Regions from separate parts of the Mus musculus genome. Here region 2 is linked to region 1. The links are chromatin loops, found by intact Hi-C in ENCODE. Cell type or tissue: left cerebral cortex. All regions are shown on one strand.

Region 1 (8,000 bases):
CAGGCTAAAGATGGTCAATCAGTACTTCATTCAGGTTGCTGAGCACTGACGTGAGGCCCAGCCATCTCGTTTGTGATCTGAGAGAACAGAAGAGAGGGAGGCTTGGCTTTTGGTGCTATATCTTTAATTCAAACAAGCCTCTTGTCTGGAAATGTTTTCTTCCTTCCTTTTTTTTTTTTCCTTTTTATTCACTTTACATCCCACTCACTACCCCCTCCCAGTGTGCCTCCCACAGTCCCCTATCCCCCCTTCCCTTCTCCTCTGAGCAGGTGGGGGCTCCTCTGGGAATCCCGCCCACCCTAGCACATCAAGTCTCTGTGAGGCTAGGTGTATCCTCCCACTGAGGCCAGACAAGCAGCCCAGCTAGAGGAACATACCCCATGTACAGGGAACAGCTTTGGGGATGGCCCCCCACTCTAGTTATTCAGGACCCACATGAAGAACAAGCTGTACATCTGCTGCATATATTCTGGGAAGCCTAAGTCCAGCCTGTGTAAGAGACCCAGGGGTGCAGGTTAGTTGATTCTATTTATCTTCCTGTGGAGCTCCTATCTCCTTCAGGGCCTGCAATCCTTCCTGCTGTTCTTCCATAAGAGTCCCCAAGTTCCATCCACGGTTTGACTATAGGTGTCTGTTTCTGTCTGGGTCAGCTGCTGGGTGGAACCTCTCAGAGGACAGCCATGCTAGACTCCTGTCTGCAAGCATAACAGAGTATCATTAATAGTTTCAGAGATTGGTGCTTGCCCATGTGATGATGGGTCTCAAGTTGGGCTGGTTATTGGTTGGTCAGTCTCTGCTTCATCCTCTGTTCCTTGCATTTCTTGTAGACAGAATAAATTTTGAGTTGAAAGTTTTGTGGGTGGGTCGGTGTCCCTATTGCTCTACTGGGGTTCTTGCCTGGCTGCTATAAGAGGTCGCTTCTTCAGGTTCCATATCCCCAATGCTGTGAGTCACAGCTAAGGTCACTCCCATTCATTCTTGGGCTGCCTCCCTTATCCCAGGCTGCTTCTTGTTTTTTAGTGCTTTGCTCTTTGCATTTGCCATACCTTAGCCAATATTTATGCGTCTGTGTGATGTACATTACGAATCTACTTAATCTTTGCTAACGGTGGCATGGTACTTGTAAGGCCACCTAGAAAGAAATAGCAGAATTAGAACTGAAAAAGTGATCTGAGACCCACCAGGGCAAACTGGATCAGGTTAGAGAACATACCCACACTGAAGGTATTCCTCAACTTTGTGCATACAAGGTACATAGCAATGACGTATAGACATGTTTAGAAGGGCAAGAAGGCATGGATCGCATGTACAGGAAGAAGGAAGTGGGGCCCCAGTGGCAAGGATGTGGTGGAGGAACAACTCAGAGGCTTGACCGCATGGTCCTTGGAAAAGGAGCCACCAGGAGTGGCCTCAAACAGGGCCGGGTGAGGCTTTTTCCTTCTGTCGCTTGTGCCAGCATGCCTGCTTTTATTTTAGTCTTCTCTATCATTGCCACATGCTTCCTAGATCAGCACTGTTCTAAGTGTTTTTAGATAGCCAGTACTATAAATGACAACCTGAAAGAGAACAGGGAATATCAAAAATAGTCATTATGCAGCACTCCAGTTTGCTCTCTCTTATGGTGATGAACACATGGCCAATAGTACCTTGGGAGGAAAGGGTTTGTTTATTTGGCTGATAGGTTGCAGCCCATCAGCAAGGGAAGCCAGGATAGGAACTCAAGACAGGAACTGAGCCAAAGCCCATGGAGGCACACTGCTTGCTAGCTTATTCTTCATGGCTTGCTCGGGTACCTTTCTTATATAGCTGAGCCCCACATATTTAGGAATGGCACCGCCCACAGTGGACTGGGCCCTACCACATCAATTGGCAATCAAGAAAATCCCCACCACAGACATAGCCAGGAGCTAATCTGATGGAGGCGATCGCTCCACCCACAGTCCGGGTGTATGTAGGTTTATGTCACGTGGACAAATCCACCCAGAACACACGTTGTTCATATATCGTTACCGTGGTTTGTTTTTATTGTTAGATTTGTAAAGTGGAAACTCAAATTGAGAAATACCTCAAAGGTATTTTTACTACCTATTTTTCCAAAAAATAAGAGAGAGAAGACTCCAAGAACACGCAAGTTCATTGAAAGAAGGGACTGCTCCGGTTTATCCTTCCCAGTGCCCAGCAAATTACCTAACACGTTGTAAATACCAGATAAATACCAGAGCAGTAAGTCACCACATAATTTTAAGTTAAGGGCTTCCCTTTAAAAGGAAAAGAAAAAAAAAGAAAAGAAAAGAAAAGAAAAGAAAAGAGAGAAGAGAGAAGAGAAGAATAGGAAAAAGAAAGAAAGAAAAAGAAAGTGCATCAATCTTCAATGTGAGCTAATTCGTCCTATCTAAAGCCTCCTTATGAATTTGAGTAGGCGGCAGACACTGTGGCTCAGTGGATTAGCACTCTTGCCTGCAATCCTGACTGCCAGCCTTCCAAACAATGTCTGGGGAAGCTCTTTCTCCCCGGGAGCGAATGTACTCACTCCCCGGGAGTGGGGCGAATTTACAAATCTGGCTGTCTGGGGTCAGACCTCCTGGGATGAGCTCATTTGTTTCTCAGCAGGAGATGAAGCATCTCTTTGCACAGTGCCTTCTGATCTGTCATAAAAATCCGGTGGCTCCGAGTTCAGGCGGATCCTGAGAGCAGCTAGAATGCCTATCTATAAAAATTATTAGCTGTATTCCCCATCACAGAGAGGAAGAAAAACAGCCAGTCTGCCTTTCAGACTGTACTGATAGACAGCAAGAAGGCTCGGGGTGCTCACTCCATGAGCACAAAGAACAATTAACAAGTCATAAACCTCAGAGCATGCTGTCTCAGGAATGAAGTTATGAATGTGTGACTTGTCAAGTGCTCTGGGGCTGTCCTCTGAAACAGCACAGTAGGACCTTAGTCATTGAAATTAGCTTCTCAGAGCCATGCAGGTCTAGCTGCCTCTGTGTATGTGTGTGTGTGTGTGTGTGTGTGTGTGTGTGTGTGTGTGTGTGTGGTGTTACCTTGGGCAGAGCATTGGTATGGTGGTGTGTGGTACATGCAAAGAGGTGTCATAGAATGTGGTGGAAAGAGTCCAATAGCTTTCTGTTGTGCGTAATGAGAATTTTTATACAAAGTGTATCACTTTCCGTCTTTAATAGTTTCCATGAGGCAGTAAGTTCTGGCTGTCAGTCATCTTTCATATGAGTGACACATATTACTATATAGTTTCCAGCTTTTCTACCATACTAACGTTAAAGTGGTAATGTCTCATGTTACATTGTTATAAAGAATCATATTCTCAGGTTCTAAAAACTCATATATAAAACATCTTCCTTCTTCAGTCGGCATAGCCTGTGATCACAGCACTCAGAGGGCAGAGGCAGGAGATAAGTTTGAGGCCAACTTGAGCTACATAGGAAAATGCCAGTTCTAAAAAGAGGGGAAAGTTTCTCCTGGTGACTCTGATGAAGGAAGCATTTGTCTCCCAGAAAATAGACTGACTGTCCAAAAGCATTGCTGGGGCTTTCTCGTCATGTCTTGGATTTTGGTGTTATTAACCTTCTTGAAAAAAAAGAAAACAAAAACAAAATAAAACACCTCCAGGCCAGTGTTTCACCTTTGAATGAATGCATACAACCAGTTGAAGAAGACATATACACAACCAATGTCTCACCCTTCAGACCTGAATGGAAACCTGGCAGGTTTACCTGTCTCCAATTATTCCCATGGTTTCAGAGTGCCACCACAAGACAAAGAAAGAGGTATCTTAGGCAAAAAGACTTGTTGAACTTTTTAAATTTAAAAATAAGAATTTCAGGTTGTGGAAATGCTTTGGTGGATAATACACTTTCTGCACGTATAGAGACCCGTGATGGAGTCTCCACAATCCCCCTAAAAGCCATCATGATGACGCATGTCTTTAACCCTAGAGGAGAAGAAACACAGATCTGAGGAGTTTTCTAGTCAGCCAGCCTAACTGAAAGGAAAAGACCCAGGTTCAATGAGAGACCTTATCTCAACAAATAAGATGGGGAGGAATAGAGAAAGTCATACAAATGTTGACCCCCTCCAGCTCACTCTCTCTTGTTCTCTCTCTCTCTCTCTCTCTCTCTCTCTCTCTCTCTCTCTCTCTCACACACACACACACACACACACACACACACACGAGTATGCATGTATATGTCACATACACAAAGAAAAAAGAAGAATTTCATGTCACGAATAAGTATCATTAAGAGGCATATAAAGTTGATGACAAAGCCTATTAAGTAATAAACAGACCCTCTCCATAATTTGTATGATTTTTCTCGTGTCTCATTGACCAGCTCTCTTAGGGATCCTGGTTATGCTCTAACTGAGCACAGTTCCTGTCAACAGTCAGGAATTTGAATGTGCTGACTTCATGGAAATATGCTTCCCCCTAGCCCCGCCCAGTGCCCAGGAATGATGCCGCAAACCTCTCAGACGCCCCGATAGCCTGGCTCATCCACAGGGTCCTTTCTACGCTTCCCGTAAAACCTTCTATCATAAAATACTTTACTTAAAATATGTTAAAGCTGAAAACATTTGAGCTGTGAGGTGAGAACTGGAGGAACGTAATACCGTGACCTAGTTTTACTTCCCAAGTTCTAATTAGAGTCTTCCAAAATTACTGAGAACGGCTGTGGGAAGACTAGGTTTGTGATACAGTGAGAAAGGTAACTGTGAGATTACTTGAGTCTCTCTGGCATGACTGCCCTGTGGAGCTCTAGAAATACTTCCAGTGATTCGGCATCCGCATCTGCTGTTGTTCTTTTTATACTCATTTTGTAGCTCTTTTTTTTTTTTTTCTTTTTCGAGACAGGGTTTCTCTGTATAGCCCTGGCTGTCCTGGAACTCACTCTGTAGACCAGGCTGGCCTCGAACTCAGAAATTTACCTGCCTCTGCCTCCCAAGTGCTGGGATTAAAGGCGTGTGCCACCACGCCCAGTGGTTAGTACCACAATTGTGAAATAGAAGTCATGAAAGTAACTAAGTCCTAGACATGCTATTATAAAGAATTTAACAAAACAGTGCCTGTTAAATATTGACCACGGTGGCTAGCCTGTAGCAAGTACAGATAGCCATGCTGTGGGAGCCAGAGGTAGCTGTACACTGCCTCTACCACCCCAATAAATGAGGGTTTATGGCTGTTCTAGGGGGCCTTGGATAGGGATTGCCATCGTGAAGGTTTGCAAATCGCTCAAGAGTTCCACAAGCGGGATTAGACTTTTTTTTTTTTAACTAGAAATGAGGTTTGTATGAGATTCCTAGTAAGCACATTGTTGGTTTACAATTAGGAATAAGCATAGTTCATGCTACTTTAACATTCTTACTTGAAAATAACTCAACATAAAGAGTATCCTCTCTAGGTAGGCAACTTTCATGGCAAATATTAATTGCTTGAATGTTTGATGCTTAGCTGGCTAGAGGCTTCAGTCAGACTCAAAGGGAGGGACATCTGCTCCTCTCATGTGCCCTTAATCTCCCCTTGGTGTTGCACCCTGCCCGGGTAAGCACTCTAGAAATGCTGGGATGGCGTCCTCCACTCTTACTGGTGCTTCCAGCTTGGTTCATAGGAGAGCAGAGCTCTTTGTTGGCGGTTTCCATGAGAGACAGCTTTACACAGCCATTGCCTCCCCGTCTCTATTGAACTGAAGAAAATGGCCCCAAACCAACCATAACTTTGATTATAGATTCTGATATTTCTTCTCTGATATATTTTATCGAAAATTAATTGTTGGCCGCATTGGAGATTAAGTTAACAAGCATTTAAAAAAAATTCCAACACCATAGTAAAAGAAAACCCTTCATGGAATGTTTTTTGTTTTTGTTTTGTTTTGTTTTTTTTCTACCTACATTTGACCTTCTAACACTGTGTAAATTTCTACTATAATGTATAGGACATTCAGGATATAAATGCTGAAGTTGTCATCTACACCCTTCTGGGCTCAACTTACATGTTTTATGCAGACAAACCTCACTGTTTTGGGAATCAGCCATGAGTAAATGGCTTCTGAAAGAAATCCAGAATAAGCAAGTCACTAACTTGACTCCAGAAGAGGAAGGGGGTGGGGGGAAGAAAATGTGAGCTACTTCAGGTTTTGTTTTGATATGTCCCCTGAGTCTAATACAATAGATTTTGTATTGCTTTGAAAACTAGTTTAGGCAGGTTTGAAACCACACTGAGTTCTCTTGCACTACAGTGTCAGAGCTTCTATTCTGACTTTTCTTAATACTGTTAGCAAAGCTCTTTCTGAGTGAGGTCTCCAAGTCCTCACAGAGTTAAAGGTGTTACTGCTCTCTATCTGAGGCAGAGATACTCTCCTGTAATGCCCTGTGGTAGGGAGATTTGTTCAGATCCTGGAAGGCACACTGCTTACCCCTGGTAAGAAATGTAAGCATTACTAAAAGGTAAAAATGATGCTTGAGCAAATCGCTTAATTTCCACGCCCCTAATTTGAGACTGTGTCTGCTGGCAACCAGAGTATGTGGTTGAAAAAGTCCCATCAAACACGTACACTGTTTGGTCTTGTGGAGTTAAATATGTCCCCTTTTGTAAACACGGCGCAGCCAAGACTGACTGGTGCACAGAACTCTGAGTGAAATTGTTCACAGATTCATGGTGTCTCTGTTTCAAGAAATTCCCCTGCCCTCAAATGTGAATATTCTTTACCTCACTCCGCCTAAACATCTGCACTCTTCCCTGAGACCCAGAATTACAGATAAGTGCTTTCTAACCAGGCTGCCCCCTTGCACAGCTCCCCACAAACTGCTGACATTTCTGAGGGCTCACTCCTGGCCTTTTTGCCTTCTCTCCATCCCCCCCCCCCCCCCTCGCTCATACCTTTGGCAGGTCAGAACAATGTTACGTACAACTGTCTGTGAGAAACTGAGGGAGGTACCAGGTGTACCCGGAGGCATCGCACCCTGCTCCTGTAGGTAGGGACGGGGCTGTTGGTTCACTTGTGTCCCTTCACATGCCAGAGATCACAGCATTTCTGTGATCCACATTCAGGGTTGTGATCAGTACCCTGATATTTCCACTTCCACTACTCCAAATCCAGAGTGTGCTTTTATCTGAATTGGGATCCATCTTTGAATAACTGTACCTTCTCTAGTGACAGAGTGACTCCTTCACAGGATTCTATGTCCTGAGAGTCAGTGCCATGTCTTCCATCTTGTTTCATTTATTCTTGCATATAGTTTCCCCCCACCCCCCAGGGCAGCTAAAAGAGAATGCCCTTCTGGAGGGAAATGCATAGAAGTCATTGAATACACACAGAGAATAATAGGAACAGTGTACGTAGGCTCTGCCCTAAGAAAGACCTGCAGATAATGACTCTTCCATATTCCTCTTTGCATTAATTGAAATTATTAAGCAAATGGGTCCAGCGTTCGTTTTCTCTGGGTCTGGGAAACAGTTTCTCCTAGACCTCTATACTTACCTTCTCCAGACCGTTGGTTTGGTAATTTGCTTACTGCTTATTTTCCCAAGACCAGCGGTATATTCTGAGCAACCTCGTCCTGGCTGGACTGAAGGCAGTAGGAGAGACTGGATGGCTGCCGAGCCCAGTCCCTCCACGAATGCTTCTCCCTTTCCCCGTCTGAATCGCAGCCACCACTGGAGAGTAGTTAATACCAACCTCAAAATAAGTGTTTAGGAGGCTCTCAGTGGTGGTTTAAAATAATTACCTCGACGGCTTTGGTAAAAGCCTTTATCCACAGAACTATTTAAATTATATAATTATACCTCCCTCCCCTTCCTTCCTTTCCCTGGATTGATCTTTCTTTGCTGCGTACCCCAACCCCAGCACCAAAATACAGGCTGGCTACCCATACCACACTCCTCTCCCTTCCTCTCCTCTCTACCCCAAGTGAGACTAGATGCTCACAAGGAATGATTTTCCTTATGGAACCTATCACGATCCCGAAGCTCTAACTTCCGCTGAGAGGCC
Region 2 (8,000 bases), 53 kb after region 1:
TTTCGTAGCGTTCACAGGAACCCTCTCCGGTGGTTTGCACGTATTCCCTGCCTGTAACTCTGCCTGAGTGCCCTTCACTTTTGACAGTCTGGTTTATAGATCATTTTCATGAAATTCGATCTGACAGCACCCTGCTTTTTATAAATTAACAGAATGCAGACACTTTTTTTTTCTTAAGAAAAATGTGGTTAGATTTATTAGACAGGGGCATTATATACCATTACAGGAAAGCCAGATGCACCAAGAGTCCGGCTCTTCCCTCCACCGAACGTGAAGGTATCTTTTGAAACGCACACTGTGAAGCCTAGAAAATTTACAGCATGTGTTTTAAAGAGAGCAGAGAGAGCCGGGAACATACCTCCTCCCTGCCTTGATTTCTAAGACTTTCTTTTCTGGAAGAGGAAAATGGTTCGTGTGTGTGACAGTGTATGTCTTCAGTCTCTGATGATGCTGTGTGGGAAACCCAATGCTGCTCTGTCCCTGTGTTGTGATGTCTGCCTGAACCTGCTTTTCCCAAGCTCAGTTCTAACTGAACCTCTCTCAGTACACATTAAGTCCCCTTCGTGTCCAGATGTCTCTGTGTCGATTTTATCTTCAAAATGAGTACCACAGAAGAGTTTGAGACCCCCCCTTCCCCTGATCACTTAAGCAACTGTGGCTAGTGGGTCTGATGACAAGAACTGAGTTTTTGACCACCTACTTCTAGGACAAGTGCAAAGTATGGTTGGCTTCTAGCCAACCAAATATAATTCTGCCCCTGCCTGTAGAATTCCTGGTATTACCCAAACACGGAACTTAATATCGTCTCCTGAGACGCACGCCAGTGCCGTGTTTAATTCAACGTGAAATGAATGTCAGTGCTCCATCACAGTTCTGGTCCCTTCGTGGACGGTGGGAACTGCTAATGGGAGCTCTGTTCCTTCCTGCTTTCTGACTACCGCGACTTTGGATGATGTATTTACATAGCTGGAGCGTCATTGGAAATAGAAGGACTGTGCTAGTTCAGCTGGAGGTTCTCCTAGCTTGTCCAAAACATGTCAGTCTCGCTGATCCAAGGAAAAGATTGATTCCTTAACACTATGCTGCACTTCAGTGCTTGTCACACATTCTGATGTGTGCATATACATGAGTGTATGTGTGTTCAGATGAACCTCCTCTCCAGCCGAGGGCTTGACAGAACTGCCATGCATGATGTCAAACATAGGTGCTGTCCGTCTGTTTCTTGTGGGGTAACAGGATCTCCTGTGCTCAGTTTGTGACATTTCATGATAAGCACAGCCACTAGTTATATTAGAACTCAAGTCATCTCAGAAAGAAGTGATTTCTCGGGTGTGTGAGATTTTGCAATTCCTAAGGTTCTATATCTCAATTGACACTACAGACTATATATATATATATGCATATATAAGAAGTTTTTACTCTTGTGCCAATATTTTATATCTATTGTAAGGTTGGGCAAAAACTGGGTGATCATCTTACAGTTTGTTTATTCATCTGACTTTCATAACAAAATCAGCACCGTATATGTATGGCAGTACCTTATTGTAGGTAGCAACAGTCAACACTGGCTGGCTTGGCGTGTGCCGTATAATACACATAGTGAAACCCCACCCAAAGCAAGGCCAAGAGTGTAGAGATAACTTCACAGAATTCCTGACACAGTGGGTAATAACTTTCTGTCACCACCAAAAGCAAGGTCACTGGTGTCGAGTTCAGAGTCTACATGCCTCTACACACATACATGTAGTCTACATCCGGTCCTTCCCTGTCTCAACACTTCCTTCTGAGACTAAATTATATGCATAGGGTTGTTCTTAGTTGCCAAAAAGCTTAATGTAGGCAGTGTGCAAGGTGATAGAACAGAAAATGGTATAAGCAGGCTTTGGAGGCTGGGGGACTCTGCGGCCTTAAAGGGGCATTGGCTGAGAGTAGCGGAGCTACTCCCACAGGCAGCCAAGGTCTTGGAAGCACCGTAATGCCAGTCATCCTAGTGCTGTTGAACACTCACTTGCCCTCAGGTGCTTTTCCAAGGTCTGTGTGCATAGTCAGTTGGTCTGACAAACATCTACTGGGATTCCTCTGTGTCAGCCACGTTTCTAGGCACTGGATTCAGGGATGACAGAAATCATGCCCTTCCGCAGCTGATGTCTCTGGTAGGAAGAGAAAGACAATGAGTAAGTAGAATGAGATAAGTAAGTGCCATGCGCATGGGCAGAGAGACGGGCAGCAGGTAAAGGCACTCTATGACCCAAGGTGCTTGCTCACAGTCAGACAAGCAGCCATTGGACGAACCTGTCTGACATTAACTTCTGGTTCTCATCACAAATTTGTTTTAATAACCAATTCAAAGACAAATTTAACTGAGGCCCTAGGAGTTTAGTCTGACCTCCCATAAGGAATGGCAAAGGTGACATTTTTGTGAATGCTACTTCTCTGGTACTAGCTGCTTAGTTAGGACACCATGAATCTATAAGGCAGCTCCCTCCCAAAGACTGTCTCTCGTGGATTTGCATAGAAGAGGAAACCTGTTGTCTGCTGTCCTGCACTGCTGCTTTTCCGAGGCATTGATGCCGCAAGAGTCATTGCACAACCACAGCAAGGACCAAATGCTGCTGTCTTTCTTTGTTTATCCATTTATATGGTACAGGTTGTGATGGACATTAAATGACATCAGTCTATACTTCTGCTGTATCTTCTGCAAACAGAAGAAAAACCGGGTAGAAGATGCAGAGAGGTAAATTTCAGCTCAGATAACTCTTTCTATATGACATGGACAGAGGAGGATGCTAGGCTTGCCAAAATCATGCTTCAGTGATGGGGACCAGTTCAGTCACTAGCAACAGTGAGGCAACAAGTTATCTACATCTCCATGGTGCCTTCTAGTTCCTACGCATCCTCTCTTCCCACCTCCAGCCCCCATGGCTTCTATGGCTTCTCAAGTGGAACAAATTAAAAGGCTCAGACTCTCACTCTAGCTCACAGGTTTCAGGGTGTGAATTGTACAACTCAGGCAACTTATAGACACAGGTCCTTGCTTCTAAGTCAGCTCCATGGGCACTCACATATGGTTCTGGACCGTGTAGTCATCTTCTACCATCTCCGTGGTTTGGGTTCACCTTTACAGCCTTTGGTGTGTGTGAAGACACGGCTGCTTTTCATAGCATATGGAAGGGGAAACCCTTGCTCACAGATAGTGGGAAGAAAGAGAGCAAGTACTTATCACACACTCAGTGTGTTTTCCCAGTGACACATTTCATAGCAGGCATGACTCATGCAAGTTAGATCCATATTGTCATAAATAGAGAAATAGCTGATGACAAGCTAGTAGCCCAGAGAATGAAGTCCCAGTTTTATTTTCAAAAACCACCAGTTTCTTCCAACAGGCTGAGGAATTCTCCACCTTCTCTTGGGTACCCACTGTTGCTCCTACTTGCAGTCAGGAGGGCTGTTTGTAGAAGTTTGTTCTGATTCTTCCTCCTAGCCCCATGCTTCCAGAAATAAGACTCAGACTCAAGATATATTTACAAATATCTTGACCACATAGCTAGGTTCTTCTTTGACTAGATCATGACTTAAAATAATCCACTTATTCTAAGCTGCATTCTATCATGTGGCTGGTTATCTGTGCTAAAGCACCATGCATCTATATCCGTCATATTTTCCCAGGGAAATCTCCCTTGCTTGACACTCTCCCAAAATCCTTTCTGCCTATAGGATGTCCCACCTCCTGCTTCCTGCCTAAGTGATAGGCCATTGAATTTATTACTGACAGGTGTCACAAGCTCTTTGCTCTACAGTTCTTTCCTTTTTTTTTTTTTTTTTTTTTTTTTTTTTTGGTTTTTCGAGACAGGGTTTCTCCGTATAACCCTGGCTGTCCTGGAACTTACTCTGTAGACCAGGCTGGCCTCGAACTCAGAAATCCACCTGCCTCTGCCTCGCGAGTGCTGGGATTAAAGGCATGTGCCACCCCCCACCCCCCAAAAAAAGGCATGTGCCACCACACCCGGCAGTTCTTTCCTTTCATCTTGCAGCCATCTTCCTGTTTTCATTTGTCCTGTTATTTCATAGCTTACCCAGAGCCCCAGATCAGCTTCCTAAATTAACCAAGTATGAAACTGTTTATGTCTCCTTAAAAAGTGCCCAGAGTTCTAATCACATGGTATAGCACCCACCTCACTTCAGCTCATCTGTAGGAATCCTACCTTTACCTTCACCATGGCAGTGGAGATGACCCAGCCAGCAAAGGACTTAACAAACAAGCACAGGGGACAGAACAGCCTCTTCCTGCCCCCCCCCCCACCCCCATAACCACCAGACCCTCAAACATTTGTCCCATTTGCTTTTCTTCCCTCACCTTTTCTCCCTGGTCCTTGACGGTTTGTTTCTCAGCCATAGCAACTGTGGAGGCTTAACCCTCCTTTAGTACCAGGGTACTAAATAAGCATTTACGTTGATGCCCGCATGCTTGGGGAAGTGGCCAGTGGTGTCTGTATGTAGCCTTCTGGTCCTCAGCTGTCCTCAGCTGCCTTTGTCAGTGTTTGGAGAGTTGTTTTATGCAAGCAACCGTAGCTTCTTTTCCTGTGGACTTGCCAGAAGGCTCATCCCCACAGGACAGGGCACAGCTCATCCTTCCGTGACTCCTAGTTGGTGGTTCTTAGTTGGTGGTAGGATGCTCCCATGTGAAAACATCCCTTTGTAATTGTGCACTGGATCTCCAACACAGCCATTCTGCACGCCTGCCTATAACAATGATCAAATGATAGTGATTAACAAATAACTCAGTGGCCAAAATTACTAAAAGACGGTTTTTAGAAGGAATGATGACATTGGTGGGAGAAAGTGGAGTCTATGAAGTTAGCCAATTGGAGGAAAGTTTTTAAAAATAAAGAAAAAAACAGAGCAACAAGCTTGGCTGCAACTTTGAATGTTTTCTGGCTGTGATTTAAGAGGGTGGTTTTTTTTTTTCTTCAGACCTGACTTGTATTTTTTTCACACCAGCACAACAGTTTATGGGGTAAGGAGGTCCCTGGGGAAAAGCGCTGTGTCATACAAACACAGGCCAGCCTGCTTTCCAGACGTGTCCAGATGATGGCACTGGGTATTTTTTAGGAATTTCCAGAAGAAAATGTTTTTTTTTTTAAATGATTAGTAAACCAGATTTAAAAAAAAAATAGAAAAGCAGCTATATCGTACTCTATCAAGGGTCATTTCACATCAGGATTAATACCAGAAGCTGGGTTGCAACAACAACAACAAAAAAAAAAAAAAAAAAACTTTTAAATTTATTACGGCTTTGCAGACACACACTGAAAAGTGCCCCCCACCCCCAGCGCCATCTGTTTCTGCTCTCCCTGGCCTCGGGGATCTATAAAACTACCGAAGGAAATTGAAGTTAAGGAAAGAGCATGTGTTTTACAGAATTTCAGATCTCTTGATTGAGGTTTGTAAAGTCAGTCTGAAAAACAGTAAAAAATTTTTGTTGGGCCCCTTGGTGTCACCCCCGAGGAAAGACATTCATGAACTACAACATTGATAAGATTTTCCTAAACTGTGCTGTTGCCTATTTCCATTGTCATAAATCACACTTCCTATGAGGAATTTCCTGCTTAAAATAGTCCTTATCCACCTATCAACCCTTAATTACTAGACAGCAATATAATAACTTATTGGTGGTAAGGCTAGGGCTCCCAAGGAGGGGCAGGGTTTTTAAATCTGAGATTACTGTGTTAAGCCAAGTATCCTGGAGGGAACCACTAGTTTAAACTCATCAGATGTTCTTCAGTGAGCCAAGGACAATCGCCAACCCATCCAACAAAACATGCCATCAATCACAGTCCCCATGACCCTGACAGTAAGTGGGGCAAGTGGTCAGTTGCTGCTTCAAAGCCCTTCTTGTTAAGGGAGGAGTGTCTAGAAATGATGCTAAGGCAGAAGAGATTTAAGTACAGAAAGCACTGTCCTGATTCGGGTCCTCAGCCAGTACTTTATGCTTATGACGTCACACTTCTTAGAGCCGTGAAGAGATGTGGAATTGTTTTTTCATATCCATGGCATCTTTCCCTCTAATGGAGAGCAAGTGTCTAACTCACTCCAGACTCTGTCTTGGGAAGCAGAGAACAGAACTGGTCCATGTCCATAGGTGGTCTCCTTGCTGGTGACTCAGAACATGATGTCATATCTGCGAGCCAGATGTGGTCCGCCAGATAACTGAGCAAGGGCAGAGAGTGCAGCGTGTGGCAGAGCTTTAGATACTCTTCAGGGCAGTTTCCTCTGCGTTCCTTTCTTCTGTAGTGGAGGGCAGGAAGGGGCTTAAGGTGTGAGTTACTTCTGTATGTGATGAGGTAGTGGCAGTCTTTATCCAGAGTAGAACGTAATGGGAAGAAAGAGCACCAGGACTGGATAGAAGGTGTTTTGGAAGATGGGACAGTAGGGCTGAAACTCGGATACCTGTAGCATGAAAGAGAGCATTTCAGGATCAAGGAAGAGAGGGCATCTCTGATCTAAGGCCTTTCTGTTTAGAGAGTAGAAATATTGAGATTTGAGATCATGTACCCCTTCTTACACAATTTACCCAGTAATACCCTAAAACCTTCAATCTGTATTTTCTCATAATCAAAGTATTTTGTTACTAACTCCATCCCCATTCTGTATTGTTTTTACATTTTAAAAATAGCACAATAAGGAAAATCGAAATAAAACTACAACTCTGTTCCTAATTATTTTTTACTATGCTGGGGCTGCAGTCTTAGAAAACGGCTCTTCAGAGCTACACAGTACCTGGCATTCTCTACGCCATTTCTGAAGACTGTTCCTTGCCGACGGCACCTTCAGTATGCAGGGCTGTATAGCCAGGCTTAACAACTGCCAATTGATTGGGTCGCAGCTAGAGCCTCCTTTTCCTCTGAACATCTTCCTCGCTGATTTATTTTCACATCACCTGCTCTGTTGAGACAGTGAAGATTCAAGAGCGAGAGCTTCTTACGGGGCATTCTAGCTTCCATACCGGGAATCTTAAGCCTTTTCCGGCCCCTTACCACCTCTAGAATTGGCCATGGTAAAGAACTGGAAATGCTGTGTGCTGGTGTCTACTTTACACATTTTCTGCAATCTTTGTCTGTTTGTTTGTTTGTGGTTGTCCTAGCAGCGAAAGGATTCCCTCCCCCTCCCCCTCCCCCTAGTCATCAAGAGCTGCTGGAAATAATTGCAAACATATTGGGGTTTATCCAAAACACCCTTCTCCTTATTTTCTGGATGTTCTGCCCTGTCTATTTTTATGGAGAAAGTAATAATTCATCTTACACAAGAGCCCAATTCAGCTTAGCTCTGCCAGGATTTATGGAGTGCCTGCGTGCCAGGTCCTACACTGGCTATCAGGAGATGCAAAGTTCACCAACAGGTATGGTCTAGCGTGTGCGGAATAAATGTACAGAGAATACCACGCAAGCTGCGAATAGTATGCGCAGAGGAGGGAGCGCTTGTCCCCTGCTATTGCTGTAGAAGGCTGCTGAGTTCCACTGTCACCTTCAGTGCCCAGATGCTGGGCATCCCCGGGACATGGAGAAAAGAGGTCTCTAAGGAGAGAACTCCTCAGTAAATACAGAGTTCCTTCCATATTGTTCGGGTAGAGAGATCCCACGAAGCTCGACCTGGGTGGTTAAGGATAAACCAGACCACGGAAGTTCCTTGAATTAGCACCCACTTCTTAAACCACGATAGATGGCTCTGCCAGTGGGTTATGCAGTATTCCAGAGAGTACCAGAAGCCATAGAAAACAGATTTGGATCAAAGGAAGCGAGAAATAAATGTTAGTAGTTCCTAAGTCACGGGAAACCTGTTTTATATGTCCTGGAATATAATTGCAGACCTGAGAGCATTCACTTGGACTGAAATAAAACATCAGAAGACATTTCTTGATGATAGGTGCCAGAACATAGAGCGGACATTTCTTTTCCTGTCTTAGAGTTTCTCAGAAGGAAGATCTCAGCCAGACTTCCCAGGTC

What was found. Peaks named below come from ENCODE experiments on the same cell type or tissue, not always from the same donor. Only the 100,000 strongest peaks of a DNase experiment are listed, where the experiment ranks them.
Region 2: a loop joins it to region 1, with 2.1 times the contacts of the local background. A loop is called at or near these places in 2 of 42 quality-filtered maps.

Annotation. Positions count from the first base shown.
Region 1 is chr5:67,691,946-67,699,945 of GRCm38, reverse strand. The region is part of intron 24 of Atp8a1 (ATPase, aminophospholipid transporter (APLT), class I, type 8A, member 1); the gene reads left to right. Gm46914 (a long non-coding RNA gene) reads left to right here. Exons shown (of 2, transcript XR_001784868.2): 2 at 1-2,282. Among named protein-coding and RNA genes, the nearest start is that of Gm46914, 7.0 kb to the left of the region's middle. In left cerebral cortex, no CTCF peak of the experiment used is centred here; DNase peaks (open chromatin) are centred at 279, 1,647, 2,539 and 4,714; H3K27ac peaks cover 2,414 bases.
Region 2 is chr5:67,638,952-67,646,951 of GRCm38, reverse strand. The region is part of intron 33 of Atp8a1 (ATPase, aminophospholipid transporter (APLT), class I, type 8A, member 1); the gene reads left to right. It overlaps Gm15478 (a long non-coding RNA gene), which reads right to left and starts at 7,090. Exons shown (of 3, transcript XR_003955932.1): 1 at 6,778-7,090; 2 at 4,355-6,447; 3 at 175-2,150. In left cerebral cortex, no CTCF peak of the experiment used is centred here; DNase peaks (open chromatin) are centred at 2,948 and 3,209.